Regions from separate parts of the Homo sapiens genome. Here regions 2 and 3 are each linked to region 1. The links are chromatin contacts, found by Hi-C or POLR2A ChIA-PET in ENCODE. All regions are on one chromosome and are shown on one strand. Each heading gives the region's core, a stretch centred on a gene start or an enhancer-like site at or near the end of the contact. The rest is flanking DNA. Distances are from core to core; before and after follow the strand shown. Region 1 holds the start of CTNNBIP1-AS1 (CTNNBIP1 antisense RNA 1). Region 2 holds the start of PIK3CD-AS2 (PIK3CD antisense RNA 2). Region 3 holds the start of PIK3CD-AS1 (PIK3CD antisense RNA 1).

What was found. A loop is a pair of places that touch in the nucleus more often than their neighbours do. ChIA-PET counts read pairs that join two places held with the same protein, here RNA polymerase II (POLR2A). Pooled maps may share reads with other maps.
Region 2: a loop to region 1 is called in a pooled map, with 2.5 times the contacts of the local background. The contact joins the promoter of PIK3CD-AS2 here to the promoter of CTNNBIP1-AS1 in region 1. A Hi-C loop is called at or near these places in 4 of 50 pooled maps. POLR2A ChIA-PET finds 5 or more read pairs at or near these places in 2 of 52 experiments (activated CD4-positive, alpha-beta T cell and activated naive CD4-positive, alpha-beta T cell).
Region 3: a pooled map shows a loop between it and region 1 (2.3-fold over the local background). The contact joins the promoter of PIK3CD-AS1 here to the promoter of CTNNBIP1-AS1 in region 1. A Hi-C loop is called at or near these places in 1 of 168 maps with a recorded cell type or tissue (naive thymus-derived CD4-positive, alpha-beta T cell), 1 of 37 single-sample maps with no recorded cell type and 6 of 50 pooled maps. POLR2A ChIA-PET finds 5 or more read pairs at or near these places in 3 of 52 experiments (B cell, Panc1 and activated CD4-positive, alpha-beta T cell).

The regions. Positions count from the first base shown.
Region 1 is chr1:9,846,926-9,849,625 of GRCh38, reverse strand. It overlaps CTNNBIP1-AS1 (CTNNBIP1 antisense RNA 1), which reads right to left and starts at 1,308. Exons shown (of 3, transcript NR_199045.1): 1 at 1,160-1,308; 2 at 152-257. CTNNBIP1 (catenin beta interacting protein 1) reads left to right here. Exons shown (of 6, transcript NM_020248.3): 6 at 1-1,350. RefSeq lists an enhancer at 808-1,309.
Region 2 is chr1:9,686,173-9,688,872 of GRCh38, reverse strand. PIK3CD-AS2 (PIK3CD antisense RNA 2) reads left to right here and starts at 1,299. Exons shown (of 2, transcript NR_126367.1): 1 at 1,299-1,538. The region is part of intron 1 of PIK3CD (phosphatidylinositol-4,5-bisphosphate 3-kinase catalytic subunit delta); the gene reads right to left. RefSeq lists silencers at 665-859, 1,185-1,324 and an enhancer at 1,375-1,544.
Region 3 is chr1:9,653,243-9,655,942 of GRCh38, reverse strand. PIK3CD-AS1 (PIK3CD antisense RNA 1) reads left to right here and starts at 1,357. Exons shown (of 2, transcript NR_027045.1): 1 at 1,357-1,745; 2 at 1,900-2,700. The region is part of intron 1 of PIK3CD (phosphatidylinositol-4,5-bisphosphate 3-kinase catalytic subunit delta); the gene reads right to left. RefSeq lists an enhancer at 1,970-2,019.

The sequences.
Region 1 (2,700 bases), core at 59-2,558:
CTCCCAGTGTGAGACCCCAAAGACTCTGGAGGTCATCTGGCGGAGGTCTCTGGGAGCCCAGAACCCACATAAAAGCCCCAGCTTGGCTCACAAGGCCCAGGAGACCTCCAGCTAAACACCAACCCCTGACCTACCCCAGCCAGGCTCCTACCTGTCTGCTGCCAGCACAGTAGGTCCCGGCCAGCTCTGGAGTTCTCTCATCGGAGGCCCATGCCCTCCACTCCACTGCCTTTGGAAGGGTCTCTCTCCAGGTCAGCCTGGAAGGGACAGTATCGTTTGTTTATGAAATGCCACTGGGACAGCTGGCTGGGCCTTCACCAAGCAAGTCCCTTCAGACTGGCCCTTAAGCCAAACTCAGGCCCAGAATTGCAGTTCAGAATGGCAGTCCTGGAGGCAGGGGGTGAGGGGCAGGTCTAGTGTTCCTGCACCAAACCTAAGTCCTTCCACCTGCCACCCCCTTCCCTGGGAGGGAGGTGGTCCTCCTATCTCCCTGGCTCACTGGCAGGTGTGGGATCTGGGGAGAGCGGCTGGAGAAAGATGCAGTCCTCAGGAAGGGGGCCGCCACCCTCCCCTATGCTGGTAGATGCTGAGGCCCCTAGGTGCCCAGGGCCAGTGGGACCCTCTCAGAACCAAATCTTTCCCCTTTCTCGGGGCTTGGGGCTCGGGCCGTAGGGGCTCCTGAGTGTCATGAAGTGCACAGGAGCCAAATGACCGAGCCCTGGAGAGCCCCATGGTGGGTAGGTGGTTCGTGCTGTGCTCTGGCACCATCAGCCTGTTCCAGAAGGAGGATTCGAGCATCAGGCTAAGACCCTGTGTCCTCCACCATGCACTCACCCCTAGCCCTGGTTAGCTGACAGTCAGCTGTGGGGAACACAGCTACAACCCTACCCTGGCAGGGACCTGAGAGCATCTCAGGAGGGGCAGCGCATGTGTGCATGTGCTGTGTGAGTGAGCACACCCGTGTGCACACTCATACACATGTGCACACACACGCACTCTCCCCGCTCAGGGGCCTGGAGGTCTGGCTGAGCCCCTGGGGAAAGGTGAGTTCTTTCATCTCCCTCCTCCAGGTCGGAGTGCCTGGAGTCAGGTGTCGAGGCCACATTGCTGGCTGCCCCCTCTTTGTAGCTCCTATAAAGGGCCCACACCTGGTGGATACCTGGTTGAGTGTGTGGTCTCTGCCCCAGCCTGTCCTTGTCACGATCACAGGCCTTGCTTTTGTAACAATGATGACCCCGGCCTGTCTCATCTTCTGAAGAGGAAAAGTCAAAGTGTTGCTGTGGCTCCATATTTCAACTAAAAATATATCTGTTGGAGAAAGAAATTAACAATAAAGAATTTTCATAGGTTCGTGTGTGAGCTGAGCTGGTTTCTCCCTCGGAATCAGGCGCTCTGACTGATTTCCCCACATCACGTGGGCTCTGCTGCTGCGGGGGCCCCTCCTTCCCAGGGAGGCGCAGCCAGGAAGGACAACACCAAGTTTGATAAGTGTCTGTGACCTGAGTTGAGCTCAGGGTTTGGAAGAATTTCTAGATCTACCCAGCCCAGCTCAAGGGTCGTTAAGAAGGTTGAACCTTCTTTTTGACCTGGAGATTCTAAACATCATTCCAGATTCAACTGAGATCAGTAAGCTTCAGAGGCAACCTCGTCTTCCACACCTATGAAAAGACACTAAGCACTCCGTAAGGATGTGGGGACCCCGCCATCCTAGGCACCCCAACATCCTGATGTGATGGCACCAGTTTTAAAATGCTTGTTACAGACACCCAAACAGAATATCTGTCCCTTCCACCATCCCAGAAGTGGAAGATATATTGGTTTTTAGCTGTATGTACAAGTTTGGAAGCTGAAATCATTTCTGCTTCAATAATTTTTGCTTCAGAAGCATTTTCTAGAAATTTTCATTTCCACCCTTCATAATCCCATTTTTGGGTCTTTTTTTTTTTTTTTCTGTTTACATAGTCTCACTGCTTCTATTTCCTTTTCAAAGAATTTCACTGGGTCCTAGAGGCTATGGAGTTTACAGAATATGAGTACAATGGCACAACCAACATCATTAAGTCTTTGTGTTGGGGGAGATACTGGGTCTTGTAGCAGCCCACGCAGTAGCTAGATGCACAAGCCCCTCTGAAACATTTCTGAAAAGACCTTGTCCAGGCTTTGCTTGAATACTCTCTCGAGTTGGGGAGCTCACTACCTCACAAGTTAGTCCAGACCATGTTCATGTAACCTATGCTTATCCTTACATTAAGTTGATCTGCCTCTTTCTGTAACTTCTTGTCCAGAAAGGAGTTTGCAGTCATTGAGAGAAAGACAGAGATTGCTGTGTTAACCAGAAGTTACATAGAGACACACATCCAAGGGTCCGTGGTAGGTAGATTATGTGCAGATTCCACCCCTTGCCCAGCGCTCTGAGTGACACTGTCAGCCTTGTAGTTAATCAGCTCTTCTAAGCTGAGCCACTGAGTAGTTCAAGGGACTGACCGGCTGGCCCTGGTCCCACCTGCCCAGCCCCCAGCAGAGAGCTTGGAAACCGGAGCCAAGCGGGGTCGTCCTCCTGGCGCTGTCTAACCTGTCTAAGCTGCCTAAACTGTCATGGGAAGTAGGCCACGTAAATGAGTCGGGGACACTTCAGCAGGCAAAGGAAAAACACTGGGGACAGCCTTGGGTCTTTCGGGGTCCGTCAGCCCACACAGCAGG
Region 2 (2,700 bases), core at 50-2,549, 160 kb after region 1:
CCCGCACTTAAAAAAAACTCTGGGCGCTCCAGTGTTTTTGTTTTTGAGACAGGGTCTTGCTCTGTTGCCCTGGCTGGGGTGCAGTGGTGCGATCATAGCTCACTGTAGCCTCTACCTCTCTGGCTCAATCGATCCTCTCACCCCAGCCTCCCGTGTAGCTGAGACCTCAAGTGCGCACCACCTCACTCAGCTAATTTTTTAAAATTTTTTGTAGAGGCGGGGGTCTAACTATGTTGCCTACGCTGGTCTCGAACTCCTGGGCTCAAGCCATCCTACCGCGTCAGCCTCCCAAAGTGCTCGGCCAGGCGCTCCAGTTTTTATCCAGGCATCTACACTGTAAGATAGATGTTGTTCTCCCTTGGTTGTAAGTGGGGAAGCCGAAGCTAGGCGGGCAGGGACTCTCACCCTCACGTACTCACACAAACACTGTCTGCACAGCCTCTTGGGCAGAGCTAGCGCTGGCACCAGTTTAGTTTGGTGCTGAAACCATACCCCTCTTGCTCTGCAAGAGCCCATCTCCCCTTAGAATATTCTTTCGGGTCCACAGCCCAAGACAAACCTTTGCCACAGGGGAACGCAGAGGAGGAAGCGGGGTGCGAGCACCAGAATCAGCCCTGGCGTGTCCCGCGGGGTGGTAGAAGGTGGTTTGAAGAACACTCCTTGGTGGTCCTAATTGCTGCACGTGAGGTCAAGGCAGGGCCGCCCATCCCAGGCAGATGAGCTCCAGGAGCCTTCCTCGTGCCTGAGAAGACGGCAAGGAGAAAACACTGCCGGCTGGAAGCCCTCGAGAATCTCGAAGAAGCCCAGAATGAAAGGACCAGGCGGCCGGGACTCGGAGCTCCCTAGCCAGGGCGCGCGCAGCCAGGCCTGACGCTTCCCTCCGCCCTCGGCGGCCTCTGCGTCCTCCCAGCACCCGGCAGCCTTGCCAGGGGTCCCGGATGCCCAGAGCACCCCCCAAGGAGGAGAGAGAAGAGAGGGAGTCCAGGATGAGAAGACGGGGGGCCAGGGTGGGAGGGGACACTCCTCTTCCCTGGCCGTCCCTAGAAGTCACACACAGACATTCACTCAAAAAGACACGCATGCAGATGCGCACACACAGACACAGGCGCAATCATGTAAACGGACACACAGAGACCACAGACGCTCGTGCTCATACACGCGCTCTCGCTCTTCACACCCTGCACCAGGTGGGCACTCACCCGCCCGCACCCTGGCTGTGCTTTCACAGATCCCGGGAGAGGGCGGAGCCCGGGCCGGGGGCTGGAGACCGCCCCCGGCCCCGCCCCCACGCCCTCCCATCTCTCCCTCCTTCCTGCCGTCCCCCGCCTGAGGGAGGGGAGCGGTGCAGCAGACATCCGAGGGCAGCTGGGACCCCCTGACTCAGCCGACGGGTGAGTCAGGCTCCCTGCAGGCCACACCGGACCCCCCCAGGGCGGGGATTTCCCCAAGATGAGAAATCAGCCACCGGAAGTCACGCCGGACCTTGGACGGGCAGACAGAGGCTGGGAGGAGTTCTGGGTGCAGAGCCCCCCAACCTGGTAAGTACAATGATCCCAGGGCTAGGACACCAACGAGATTTTCCAAAGGGCAGACGAGCTTCAGCGGTTCCTCCACCCCCATTCCCCACGTGTGGGAGCCCTCCTCCCTAGCGGCCCCGTCCTGCAATCGTCCCCCTGCGCGAAGACTTCCGTTTATCTCCAGCATGGATGGAGGGAAAGTCAAGCTCAAACACAAGGTCCCCATCAGCAATGGAACCCAATGATCCGCTGGGGGTTCAAATTGGGGGTGTCAGGCACGGGTGTCTCTGGAGCCCAGAGAAAAATCCAAGATTCTTTGAAATGGCAAAAGCCCCCAAAAGTGACTTTCTTGTATTGCCACGATGAACTGGAACTGCCCTGACAAACTCTAAAAAGATAGAGACCTTAATAAATTGTGTAGAGAAGAATTAAAAGAGTGAATACAGATGCATGGAAAATCTCTAGAACAGTGCCTGGCACTCATATTAAGTATTGGCTCTCACACATGGATAACAGACACAAGGAGACCAAGTGACTTGCCCCAGGTGGCACAACTAGTTAGTGGCAGAGATGGAGGAAAAACCAGTCTCTGATTCTTTGTTCACAGCTCAGGTACCTTCAGTCCTTTCTGAAATTAAGTGAGAGTATAAATAAAGTCATTTAGTGGATAAATGAATTTTACCACTGTTAAATATCAGAGTAGACCTGGCACAGTGGCTCACGCCTGTAGTCCCAGCACTTTGGGAGGCCAGGGCAGGAGGATCACTTGAGCCCAGGAGTTCAAGACCAGCCTGGGCCACACAGTGAGACCCCCGTCTCTATTTTAAAAAGAAAAGAAAAATCAGAGTAAATTAAGGCGGGCACGGTGGCTCACGCCTGTAATCTCAGCACTTTGCGAGGCCGAGGTGGGAGGATCATTTAAGGCCAGGAGTTTAAGAACAACCTGGGCAAAACAGTGAGACCTCGTCTCTACTAAAAAAAAAAAAAAAAGAAAATTAGCCTGGCATGGTGGCATTTGCCTGTAGTCCTAGCTACTTAGGAGGCCAAGGGAGAAGGATTGCTTGGCCCAGAAGTCTGCGGTGAGCTATGATGGAGCCAAGAAATTAGATTCCTGCTCCTCTACTTGCTACTAAAAGGGCCAATCCTCTTGTTAAATCCCAAAACATAAGGCAGGAAACCAAAT
Region 3 (2,700 bases), core at 108-2,607, 190 kb after region 1:
GGCAGATCACCTAAGGTCAGGAGTTCGAGACCAGCCTGGCCAACATGGCAAAACACCGTCACTGCTAAAAATACTAAAAATAGCTGGCCATAGTGGCGCACATCTGTAATTCCAGCTACTCAGGAGGCTGAGGTGGGAGAATCGCTTGAACCTGGAGGCAGAGGTTGCAGTGGGCCGAGATCACACCATTGCACTCCAGCCTGGGCGACAAAGCGAGACTCCGTCTCAAAAAAAAAAAAAAAAAAGAAGAAAAAAGAAAGAAAGTAATAGGAAAAGGGACCCATTTCCAGGAGCCCTGACCCTTATCCGAGGTGGTAAGGTTGTGACTTCTGGGGAGGGAGGGGAGTTTCACGCATATCCAGCCAGTGCAGCTGGAAGGGGAACTTTCACAGGCCCTAGGGACTGTGCTGGCCCTCAGGGAGGGGAGAATGGCCGTTATTTTGGTAGGACCCACAGCAAGTCACAGTGTTTAGCTGCAATAAAAAAGGGGGGGGGGCGGGGGGTTCCTGGGTTTTTTATTTTTTCCATCTTGAAACTGGCAGCATTTCTGCTATGATTGCCGGGGATTTCCACCAACCAAACTAAAGACAACTCAGTCTTAGCGTTAACTGTAGGGAGAGAGGTGGCGTTTTGCCACCTTCGCTATTTATGAAACACTGTCACCGGTACCAAGATGACAATATTTTCCTCCCTTTCAAACAAGCCAGGCTCTGCCATCCTCCAGTGGATAGGGCCCTTCCTTGTCTCCTCCATCCCGGGGTACTGCTTCTAGACCATCTTCTCTAACAGCTTTGCTGAAAAACACACTTGTCCCCTGGGGAGTAGCTGAAGCCACCCTCCTGGCTGAAAGAGCTTTTTTTTCTTTTTTTTTTTTTTGAAATGTAGTCTCACTCTGTTGCCCAGGCTGGAGTGCAGTGGCACAATCTCAGCACACTGCAACCTCCACCTCCCGGATTGAAGCGATTCTCCTGCCTCCACCTCCCAAGTAGCTGGGATTACAGGTGCTCATCACCACGCCCAGCTAATTTTTTTTTTTTGCATTTTTCGTAGAGACAGATATTCACCATGTTGGCCAAGATGGTCTTGAACTCCTGACCTCAAGTGATCCGCCCACCTCGGCCTCCCAAAGTGCTGGAATTACAGGCGTGAGCCACCGCGCCCAGCCTGAAAGAGCCTTCTGAAGGTCCCACGTTAAGGAAACATTTGCTGGGGCCCCAAACCCCACCATCAGGCCCACACCGGCAGCTGGCCTCAGGGAGGGCGGGAACTGCTCTCTACACAAAAATGGTTTTGAAAATAACCCAGCCAAAGGGGAATTGCTTCATCCGTTGCACATTCACTTCTCCCTTTCACTGTGCAATTTAAGTAAAACAAGATGAAGCAGGAACCGACTCTCACCATCCCCACTCCCACCTCCATGAATTCCATCGGACAGTTGTGCGAAAGCGGGCTGGCTTTCGCACAACCATTGGTGGACTGTCTGTCCTGTAAGCCCCCCAGGGGCTGATGCCCTCCCAGTCTGCCTGCCCTGTTCTTAGCACAGCCCCTGGCACCCCGTGTGATCTCAGGAAACACTTGCTAAACATGGTATCGGAGGAGAAACGGAGCCCACAGCTTAGTGCAAAGACCTGGCGGCGTGGACTGAGGCTGCAGAAACGCAGAAACGCGCTTTTCCTGCCAGAAGGGGACATCTGCGTGGTCGGGAGTACCTCTGGGGCACGTGCCCTAATTCCAGAAACATCTAAGTGAGTAGTGTGGCCAATGTAGTCTGTTTCTGAACAGGGGCTGAAGGGCGGGGGAAGTGGGGCTCAGAAGGAGGCTAGCTTAGTTGTCTCTGGAGCAGGCAACTGGGTTGTTGTATTATGTTTCTCAGAGATGGGCTCTTGCTCTGTCACCCAGGCTGGAGCGCAGTGGCACTGTAATAGCTTACTGCAACCTTGAACTCCTGGCTTCAAGTGATCCTCCCGTCTGGGCCTCCCAAAGCACTGGGATGACAGGTATGAGCTACCGCTCTCAGCCACAACTGGGTTTTAAGAGCACTCCTCCAGCCCACTCCAGTGTCTTCCATCATTCTGTGAAAGCACCAAAAGAGGACCAAGCCCAGGAAGCCGCCAGCAGGCCTCTCACCAGCCAAGATGGCTGGAATCCTAATATCAAGAAATGAAACTCCAGCAGGCCATGGAAATGCTAAGGGGTTGGCATTTCTGCTCTAGAGAGAGCCAAAGAGAAAGCTCTATTTATATCTCCTTGCGTTTGGTCGCAGCCTCATCAACCAAAAGAACCTTCCGCCCCACTCAACACATCAATCAAATTGGGGAGGGGGTGTGAACAGCAGCAGCGGGTGTTACAGAGGAGTCTCAAGGGTATCTTAGAGGGTGCCTCTCTGAACAGTCGTCCCCTCCAAATCCCCCCCAAGAGAATTACTAGGACATTCTCCTTCCCCCGCAAGCAACGGCACCCCCAGATGATTAAACGCGCTGGCGTCGGAAAGAGCTGGGATCCTGGAGAAACTACTTGTAAACTGTGTGGGTTGGTGAGTTATTTAACTTTTCTGAGCCTTCGTTTCCTTAACTGTAAAATGAAGACAACACCACTCAGCTCCTACAGTTGTCCAGCTGAAATCACCTAGGTAAGAACGACCAGTTCTTTGGGGAGTAATGTCCCGATGGTACCATTCAATTGTCAAGAACACCAAGGCAC